Regions from separate parts of the Mus musculus genome. Here regions 2, 3 and 4 are each linked to region 1. Evidence: chromatin loops called from intact Hi-C (ENCODE). Cell type or tissue: heart. All regions are shown on one strand. Region 1 overlaps Gm29890 (a long non-coding RNA gene). Region 2 has its middle 21 kb from the start of B020018J22Rik. Region 3 has its middle 18 kb from the start of Gm36894. Region 4 has its middle 34 kb from the start of Gm36894.

Evidence for each region. Hi-C counts contacts between places; a loop is a spot of excess contacts. Peaks named below come from ENCODE experiments on the same cell type or tissue, not always from the same donor. Only the 100,000 strongest peaks of a DNase experiment are listed, where the experiment ranks them.
Region 2: a loop joins it to region 1, with 4 times the contacts of the local background. A loop is called at or near these places in 5 of 42 quality-filtered maps.
Region 3: it touches region 1 in a loop (1.9-fold over the local background); 2 of 42 quality-filtered maps call a loop at or near these places.
Region 4: a loop joins it to region 1, with 2.3 times the contacts of the local background. A loop is called at or near these places in 2 of 42 quality-filtered maps.

What each region holds. Positions count from the first base shown.
Region 1 is chr12:112,332,488-112,334,987 of GRCm38, reverse strand. Gm29890 (a long non-coding RNA gene) reads left to right here. Exons shown (of 5, transcript XR_001780725.2): 3 at 2,401-2,500. Among named protein-coding and RNA genes, the nearest start is that of Gm29890, 6.5 kb to the left of the region's middle. In heart, no CTCF peak of the experiment used is centred here; a DNase peak (open chromatin) is centred at 1,467; H3K27ac peaks cover 1,248 bases; H3K27me3 peaks cover 589 bases.
Region 2 is chr12:112,455,298-112,457,797 of GRCm38, reverse strand. No RefSeq gene overlaps it. Among named protein-coding and RNA genes, the nearest start is that of B020018J22Rik, 21 kb to the right of the region's middle. In heart, no CTCF peak of the experiment used is centred here; a DNase peak (open chromatin) is centred at 1,267.
Region 3 is chr12:112,198,871-112,201,370 of GRCm38, reverse strand. No RefSeq gene overlaps it. Among named protein-coding and RNA genes, the nearest start is that of Gm36894, 18 kb to the left of the region's middle. In heart, a CTCF peak has its summit at 1,091 (motif pointing right); DNase peaks (open chromatin) are centred at 1,148 and 1,792; H3K27me3 peaks cover 382 bases.
Region 4 is chr12:112,183,232-112,185,731 of GRCm38, reverse strand. No RefSeq gene overlaps it. Among named protein-coding and RNA genes, the nearest start is that of Gm36894, 34 kb to the left of the region's middle. In heart, a CTCF peak has its summit at 1,178; DNase peaks (open chromatin) are centred at 1,171 and 1,871; H3K27ac peaks cover 2,133 bases; H3K27me3 peaks cover 15 bases.

The DNA.
Region 1 (2,500 bases):
GAAGAGGGAGGGAGAATACCAATGATCATAATTTGTTAGCCAAGGACCCCACCTCTCCTTTAGTACGAGGCATGACAAACACCTGGAGAACACAGGAAATGTATTCAGGAGACCAAATGGAAATCAATCTCTCTTTTCACGAATCTGCAGCCCTTGGTAATTCTAAGAAGCCGTCCTGGCTGTGTTCATTGCTCATTCACAACGTGTTCAAAGGACTCCTTAAGGTTAGAATTTTCCTTTTAAGAAATTGCTCAGGGCAGCGAGCTCTCTTGAAGAGCTGCCGGCTGACACCTCTCATTAGCGGCCTCCGAAGGGCTGAGGGCCACTTGGGCTGAGAGCCAGGTCTCAGCTGATCTTTGTCCTGCACAAAGGATGGAATAAAGGGGAGCTGGTGCTGGAACAGAGCAAAGCCGGCAGGACGCAGATGGCCAGGGCCTGGTAGGAGAAGACGCCCCAGAGACACAGCTTCCATTGGGGCTGTCCACACACACAGGGAAACCGAGTCTGGGGCAGGCCAGGGTGCAGTCACCAAATCATGATCCTCCTCCCCCAAGGCCAGGGCCTCCCCTACCTCCCAGGTATGGGCTGGATTAGAAGTCTGTCCACCAAGCATTTGCGTGTTGGCCCTGCGGGTGCCCAGTGCCCGTCTTGTGATCAGGCTGATGCTGACCCCAAGAGGTTAGCCACGGATCAGAGCATCCAGCAATTTAAAGAGAAATGACAGAAACCAGGCTCAGCCCAGTCATCCGGGCTCACAGACAAATATACAAATATGCGCAAATGTGCTCCTGTGATCACATACACACAAGTGTGCACGTGTGTAGCATGCGTACTTACAACTGCCAGGGGCACACTTAGGTGCATATGTACGTCTATGCTCACACATGTGCTTACCCACACACATGTGTGTGCACCAGGGACGGAATAGGCCAGGCTAAAGCACAGAGCACGAAGGAGGTTTAGGGGATGATCCAGAGACTCAAGTCTATGGTCTGAGGTCAGCGGTCAGTGAGCTCCTTGTTGCTCCCAGTCTGTGCACAGATGCCTAGAGAGGGCTGTGCTTGGTTGCAGGCTCTGCGGCCCTGCTGCTGAGGGCTAGGCTTCAGGGAGGGGTGGGGGTGGGGTGAAGGGTGGGTTTCTCTTCACAGCTGCAGCACCCCCACCCCCACCCCCCCACCCCGCTGCCCTTGGCTCCTCCTGGTTCTTCTCCAGGACAGGCTTTTTCACCAATGAGAGAGGAGGGGCTGGGCCAAGCTGCCATGAAAGACCCTTGGTGTGGAGGGACAGGAGGCTCCCAGCTCAGCAAAGGAAATATTGAAATTAAATCCTTTCCCAGGGTTGAGGGAACTTCCGTCCTAATTAAATAGAGGGGACTCCTGGGCCTGCTGTCAGAGCTGGCCTGCTCTGGGAGGGAGGAAGCAGATGCTGTCCTTGGGAGGGGAGAGGGAAGGGGTGGCGGCGGGCGGCTGTCCCCCTTTGATGATGATTCCAGGCACACACGCTCATCACGTCTAATTAAGGCCGGGCCTGTGCCTCCTGTCCTGAGGCACAAATCCATATTCAAGGGCTGGGTGGGGACCACAGGCAGGCCTATGTGGGCAGCTGTGAAAAGGAACTCCCCCTCCCAACGCACACACGCAGATGCACGCGCACACACATACATACATACACGCACACACCACGTATGCCTCTCCTACACCTGGCCCACTAGCTTGGATGTCTAGCACTGTCCCCCTCAGCCCTCTCTTCTGAGGAAGGCCCTGATCCTAGGGTGAAGGAGCAGGAGAGCCCAGTGCAGAACCCTAAGGACAAAAGGAGGCAAGAGCGAGCCTTGGCACTAAGTCCAGAGAAAGGCAGGATAAGCTAGAGAAAGGGTGTCTCTGATCATTGTGTGGCTGTAGAAATGAAGCAGACTCCTGAGCCCCGACCTGGCCACGGTGTCCAGGATCCCAAAAGCAAGACCCATCCTGAAAGCAAGGTGGGGCAGAGGACAACTCTGAACTTCTGAAAGAAACCATTATCACCCGGGATCTGTGCCTCTCCAGTTAGGCAAACCTCCTATAACCCAGTGTTGTTTGTCAGATGTAGGTAAACTTTCGTTTTTGAGAGCCTGTGCATGACTCTGCTGTAATTTAAACTGCGCTGCCCTCTCCTTGGTTGGTGGCAGCTCAGGTCTCCACATGACTTCCAGCTGCATTGAGCTGTGTGGAAACAGTGGATGAGTGTTCTCACAGACACACCATCTGGGACTACCTCTCTTCTAGCCTTCCCCTTCCTTCCTTCCTTCTTCCTCCCTCTTCCTTCCCCTTTCTTCCTCCCTCCCTCCCTCTCTTTCCCCCTCCCTCCCTCCCTTTCTTCCTTTGGTAGCTAAAGGACCTTAAGCTCTGTTCTCATTTCCAGTCGAGAAGACCGCACGGTTTTCATGAACATGGTTGCGTGCCGTCCTGCTTGATGCACCCCTGTGCTGTCCTCAGAACCTGCCAGCGTTAGGCTTCTCTCC
Region 2 (2,500 bases), 120 kb before region 1:
GATGCTGGGTCCAGTCTCTCTCTGATTTTTGGTTTAGCAGAGAGGATGCTTAGCCAGGAGTGGTCAGGAGCCAGCTCTAGGGGCATCCAGGTGGGAGGCCTGCCTGAGCCTTCCCCTACCTAAAGGGGTTTCATGGGTGTGGAACAGGAGGGCAGGGACTTAGGTCTAAGACTCAGGTACTGCCAGAAAGTCAGCCAACCAGATGCCGGTAGACACATTCAGACACCTACAGACACATAGACACAGACATACAGAAATACAGAGATAGAAAGACATAAAAGCACATATATATACATACACGCACGTAGTTGTTCCCCTCCACATGAATGTACACATAGACACAAAGATATAAAGTCACATGTAGACACATGGCCACAGATAGTCATAGACCCAAGGACACATACACAAAGACATAAAGGCATGTACACAAACACACACACAGACACACACAGATTGCCACCCACATGAATACACAGATACAAAGACATAAACACACACACACACACACACACACACACACACACACACACAGACATAGATGCAAGGAATTATAGACCCATACAAAGACAGCCACAGACACTCGCAGGATGATAAGGTCAGACACACTCTCACACCTCCTTTCCCATTCAAGCTAGGCCTGTCTTCTTCTTCTTCTTCTTCTTCTTCTTCTTCTTCTTCTTCTTCTTCTTCTTCTTCTTCTTCTTCTTCTTCTTCTTCTTCTTCTTCTTCTTCTTCTTCTTCTTCTTCTCCTCCTCCTCCTCCTCCTCCTCCTCCTCCTCCTCCTCCTCCTCCTCCTCCTCCTTCTTTTTGTTTTTGTTTTTTTTTTCTTCTTCGAGACAAGGTTTCTCTGTATAGCCCTGGCTGTCCTAGAACTCACTTTGTAGACCAGGCTGGCCTCGAACTCAGAAATCCGCCTGCCTCTGCCTCCCGATTGCTGGGATTAAAGGCGGGTGCTACCACGCCCCGCTGGGCCTATCTTCTTATGCCAGGAGCAACTCAGAAGCAGGTGAGCAGCCATTGGCTTGGTGTGGGGCACTGTGGAGAGAGGAAGCTACACTTTAAACATGTTTCTCACTTGGTGGCAGCCTCCTGCTACTGTCTTTTGGATTCTGGTTCCATGTCTCCTGTCCATCTTACTCAGAACATTAGGCCTCTGCCCACCTCAGTTGTCCACTGGATTGGGGTGGGAGCTGTGTAGCTGGGCCCTGACTTCCTGGAGGAAGGCGGTGAAGGCGTGTCCCAAATCCCGTGGCAGCAGAGCCTTCCTCTAGGAAGGACACCCTGGAGTGAAGGGGCTGGAGAGACCAGGAAAGGCTAGTGAGTCTGAAGGAGATCAGGAGAGGAGGCGGAATCAACAGGAAAGCATCAGGCTCCAGGCCAGACATGCTTTGGGTCTCCTGTGAGGAAATTGGGCTGCTCCCCTTTCAAGCTGTAAACTCCTTCCTCCTCCCTCAGCTGTCCCAGCACACTCTGGGGTCTGAGGTCAGAGAGCGAGAGGAAGGTTCACTCCAGCTCCAATCTGGGTTCTGTGGACTCCTTGGCAATGTGCAACAGTGGAAACCTCAGATTGGACCAGGAGCCAGTGACCAGAAAGGTGTGACTCCCAGAGAGTTACAGAATCTTGAGAGGCAACGGGTGGTTTCTCAGGAGTGACGTCTTGGGCTTACAAGATGTCCTAGACTGGTGGGGCTGGGTGGATGTTTGTTCTTCGCCATGTCTGCTGGTACATTGTAGAAGCAGCGTTCATCTCTGAGTGCCTCCATGTAGACATCTATCTAAACAGAAAGGCAGGAGTTGGGGGATAAGCTAATTGCCCTTAAACATGTGTGTGACAGCTCTGGCTGCTGGCACCAAAATCTGCCAAGGGGCAGACACCAGCCCCTCACGGGATGATGTAGAGAGGAGGCTGTCAGGCTGGAGGCCCTAGAAGAATGAGCAGACTCTGGCTGGATTCAGGCCTTGTGTGAACATTCCTGCATACTCTCGGCCCTAAGCCCACAGAGTCCTCTCTGCCTGCCGCTGTCCCTGAGTTGCTGCACACACTGAAAGCAGAGAATAGCCACTATTGGAGAGTGTAAAATTTCCCTGCTCGTTCAAGCCAATCTTTGTATTAAAAAATCAAGACCTGACAGAATCAAACCAAATGTAATTTTATGTAACTTATGACCAAGGGGAACATTTACATGTGAGCTGTTAATTTGCTATGACATTTCTCATACTGTTTTGCTCTTGCTCTCTCTCTGTGTATGTATGTATGTGTGTGTGTGTGTGCATGTGTGTGTGTCTGTAAGTTATTGGATCTTGCGTAATTTCTCATTGTCAAGCTTTTTTGTTCCATTAAGGACTTTTAAAATTTTATCTGATATTAATTAGAACAGAGTTATCAACTCTTTTTCTACTGTTTCAATTTGTCTAATGTGATGATTCCTTTTGATTATCAGTGACTGGACTAAAATACTTCTGAGGGGGTGGAGAGATGGCACAGTGGTTAGGAGGGCCT
Region 3 (2,500 bases), 130 kb after region 1:
ACTCAGCACTAGAAAGCACAAACTTTTGTTTCTAAATCAAGCATTCAGGGCAATCTCTCACCGTTAGTTTTTTTTTACAGCCTTTTGCTTTTGGTTTTTTTCTCCTGTCTCTAAGCTGCTCAACTTATAGTAAGAAATCCAGAGAAAGTCTGCCCCGAGTTCAGTGGGTTGTATTGCTTCACAGCCCAGAATGCCCTGGGTTCACAGGCTGCTGACATCAGCAGATGACCGCTGAAGGTCCTGCATGGAGTGCTTGTCTCCAGCACATCAGGGTGCCACTGTGTATTTCATGGGCCACAGGCAAGAGGCAACAGGCACATGTTACCTCAGCCCGACTCATGAGGTCACAGACACCTCTAAGCCAACAGTGAGGCTTGAAGGATCATAACAGTGGACGCCACATGAACATGTGGTTAAGAGTTCAGTGCCAGACGGTGGTGACGCACACCTTTAATCCCAGCACTTGGGAGGCAGAGGCAGGTGGATTTCTGAGTTCGAGGCTAACCTGGTCTACAGAGTGAGTTCCAGGACAGCCAGGGCTACACAGAGAAACCCTGTCTCAAAAAATGAAAACAAAAAAAAGAGTAAGGACAGTAAGGAGGTCCGTGTACCCCATTGCACCCCCAAAATGGACTCTTTCACATTGCTCCATACACTTAGTGTCCTGGTACCCAGTGGGGAGCAGCCTGCCCCTGGTCTAGCCCCAGGCCTAGTTGGGATAGGGTACAGCTCCCCCCAGGCTGAAACCAGAATTAACAGAGGAGTTCTGGCTCCAGAGAGCATTTCCGAGACAGGGTGCCAGAGCTGCTTAGGGCTGCCTGGTCCACAGGGCTTGAGAGCCGCAGAAACCAGGGTCAGCAGTGGGATAGCAGCTTCCTGCCCAGCACGTGGTCCTTGGTTTGCTCCTCAGTAGCCTCAAGGCAGGACCAGCTCAGTGTGCATATAATTAACATTTCACAACCATCTCAACCTTGGTGCCTTATAGCATGCATTGCTGTACACACATGTGCACACAATGTGCATCCTCCCTGGGACATCCCACCCCTAAGTACCGCAGAGGGCTGAGAAGCCCAGAGTAGAGAGGACTCTCTGCCACCAAGCCTGCAGAGGGCCCCTGACACCAAATCAACACCCTGTCCTATGGGAGGGAGGAAGTGAGCTCAGACTGCTGTCCATATGCTTGTTGGCAGTCTCTGAAAGGCCACGCTTAGAGCCAACAGCCACACCCATGTGGCCTTCCATACTTCCAGACCCTGGATCTGAATTTAAGTTCAGGGTTCCTGGTGTCCATGAATTTCTGAGCAGAATGGAGAGGCTAGAATGGGCCGCACCCTCTGCTTCCCCCGAGACGCAGTTTCCCCAATGTTTCCCTGCACTGTGCATTCAGTCATCTGCTCAGGGCTGCTTCACCCTGCAGTGACAGCCATATGCAGGCACCCCTCCCTGCGGGGTCCTGCCTCAACCTTCCTTCCAGGCCTGCAAGTGTTATCCTCTGCCCTGCCTGCAAGTGTTATCCTCTGCCCTGCCTGCAAGTGTTATCCTCTGCCCTGCCTGCAAGTGTTATCCTCTGCCCTGCACTGCAGAAGACCAAGGGCTGAATCCTAGGCAGAGTCTCAGACCCCAGTGCTACTCTCTCTGAGAACTTAAGCAGGAGGCCAGCAGATGAGCTATGGGTGGGTCCTCAGCACCTCATGCCTCCACTCAGGACTTTTGGCTGTCTCAGAGAGGTCCAGGGAAGGTCCCCAGGAAAGGCCACACAGCCCCACCCCAGCCAGTGCCAGCGGAGCCTTGCCAAGATAGGCTCATTACGGAAGCAATTAGCTCTAACAGCTTTTAGCTGGAGCTTGGTGGCTCCAAGAGAAATTAACCCTAATTACCCACAATCACAGACCCAGCACTGCTTAGCCTGCCCCTGGGTCACCAAAGAGAAGTTTCAGAGTGGCCAGGTATCCTGGGGATTGTCACAAGAGCCTGCGCTTGCCCAGAGGAGAGCACCAGGCTCTCCCTCTCTCATAGTCCTGAGAGTTGGGAGTCTTTCCAAGTGCATGGAATGTTCCTTCAGAATATTTTCTTCAGAGGGGCCAGGAGGATGTGTTCCTCAAGAGCCCAGGCCAGTTGACCCTTACTGCTCTGTGTGCCTCTGTGACCTCTGTCACCTACATACAAATGTTAAAGCCTCTGAGCACGGCATCCCATCTGTCTCGGGGTTAATATTGCTGTGACAAAACACATAACCAAAGCAAGCTGGGGAGGAAAGAGTTTGCGCGGCTTACACTTGCATATCATAGCCCATCGCTAAAGGATGTCAGGACAGGAACTCAGGCAGAGCAAGAACCTGGAGGCAGAGCTGATGCAGGGGCATGGACGGGTGCTGCTTACTGGCTTGCTTCTCGTAGCTTGCTCAGCCTGTATTCTTACAAAACCCAGGGCCACCAGCCCGGGAATGGAACCACCCTGAATGTGCTGGAGTTCCCCAGGGATCACCAATTAAGAAAATATC
Region 4 (2,500 bases), 150 kb after region 1:
AAGTAAACAAATACAAGTCAATAAAATAAGGTTGGGAAGACGGCTCTGAGGTTGAAAACACTGGCTTCTCAGGACCCAGGTTCAATTCCCAGGACCCTCACAACCTCTGTAACTCTGGCCCTAGGGGAACTGATATCTTTTCCGTGGGCACCACAAGCATGTGGTGTAGACAACAGACATGCATTCAGGCAAAACACTCATACACGTGAAAGTAAGTTTAAAAACCTAAAATACAATAAAACAAGTAAATAAAATTTAAAAGGACAATTCGGAAACAAACACACTAAAGGACTAAATTGCTGTTTTGTTTTTTTTTTTTCTAAAACTGAGGACCGACTCTGGGCCTCACACACACAGAACCAGTGAGCATTTTCCCTGGCCACCTTTTGCTGGCTTCATGTCCGTGTGTCATGCGTGTGCCTGGTGTCAGGCCTTGGAGGGCACTGGGTCACCTCGAACTGGCATTACAGATGACTCTGAGCTGCCAGGTGAATTCTGGACTTCCCACCGGGTCCTCTGGAAGGGCAGCCAGTGTTCCTAACCTCTGAGCCATCTCTCCAGCCTCAGCTATTCACTCGTTAAATTCTGAGCCCGGGTCTCAAATCCAGGGAGGATTTGAATGTTAGATCCCATGCCTCTGTCGTCAGAGTGATTGGGATCACAGGCCTGCATCTCACCCCATCTAAAAGCTGGGGAGGGTGCATTTAAGAGTCTTGGTAAGGAAGGCCCCTGTGGAGGACTGTTGGGCTGCCCAGGGCAGAGCCACGCCCTGGAGAGAAGGCTCAGGGAGGCTCGGACCTTCTAGTCCTCCCAGAAGTCTCTGTATGCGACAACAAGGATACTCCTCGCTCAGCCCCCGTGCCCGGTACCCCTGGGTTCTGCAGAAGGGAAAACCCTCTGCCCTGCCTTTTCCTGAAGGACTGACAGACCCTGGGGCTGGACCTCGATGCCTCCATTTGTAACTTAAGAACGTCTAAGGCCACCCATCTGGGACTGTGAGTGTGTCCTACCACTGAGTAGCTCTCAGCTTCCTACCAAGACCCCACCATACCCCATCCTGCCTCCACCCTGCAGGAAAGCCAGCCTCTTGGCAGCTCTGGGAATTCCTTCCCAGCTCCTCCCAGCCTCCAGGGCTTCCTGTGTGGAAACAGCCTGAATCCTGCCTTGCTAAACACAATATCAGGAGGGAGAGGGCGCCCTGTGAGCTTCCTGTTTGCAGGCAGCAGATCCCAGGGCCTGGCCCCAGTGCTCCTGGCCCAGGAATGGAGCAGCCAATCCAGAGGGGTGGAAGGAAGAGTGTCTTCACCCCAGTTCAGGAATGTAGGGGTTCTCCTGGAAGGATATGGCTATGACACAGGGCCTTGCAGTTCCCCGGGGGACTGTGAGGTAGACCTCCTAAAGCTGAGGCCACTTCCAGAGAGCTCAAAGCATTGTGAGTCCACGGCGTCTCCTTCTGACTCAACTTAGTTCTTGGAGAAGGGATCTCTCTCTCTCTCTCTCTCTCTCTCTCTCTCTCTCTCTCTCTCTCTCTCTCTCTCTCACACACACACACACACACACACACACACACACACACACACGAGAGAAAGACAGACAGACAGACAGAGACAGACAGAGACAGAGAGGAGACAAAGAGAGTCACACTTCTGGAGGCAGTAGGTCTGGCTCTGTATAGGGATTAACCCCCACAGCACCCCTCCCCATTGGGGGCTTGAAGGGGTGCAGCCACACAGCTCAGCCATTGCTCTGCCTGCTTTGACTGTCTGGCTCTTGCCTCTTCTGAGTTCTCTACTGTGTCCTGGAAGCTCCTTGCCCCTCCTACCCATTGGGCTTTCTGTGCCCAGGGCTGGCGTGGTTAGGGCAAGCAGAACAGGTCCCAACTCGCAGGCTGAGTCAAGCGGGCACCTTGCCTTAGGGAAGCACGTGGCCAGGAGCCAGGCCAGCTTCTGAGCCTGAGAGCTGACGCCTATGCTGCTACAAGCCTGCCCCCTAAACGGCCCAGGCCCATGCCCCAGCCTCTCCAGCTTCAGGTCCCTGCTGGCTGGTATCCCTTAAAGCTGGTCTGCAGTCAGGCTTCATTGAGCTGCACGATCTGGGAAACATTCCCTCAGGATCTCAATCTACCATCCTCTGTGCAGGAATGGGGTCAGGAGCTTGGGTGGCCCCATCCCCTCTGCTTCAGTTTTCCATCCCTAAGGAGGATGCAGACATATCCATTACAGGAGGCACAGGGCAGACTGCCATGGGCCCAGCTTCCACTACAGAGCTGGGTTCTGGGTGAATGCTGTGTTCCCATCCATAAAATGGGCGTAGAGGGACTCACATTGCTCCCCACGAGATTCCCAGCCCTTAATGACAGGGCTGAGAGCTTTGATGTCCCAGATGAAAGGCCATGCAAGGCTCCCAGGAAGGCCTCAGGACAGTGGGTTTCTAGTCTGGAAAAGCAAGTGCCATGTTCCTCAAGTCTGAACTGTGAGCAGCGGGCTTTACCCAGGAGGCT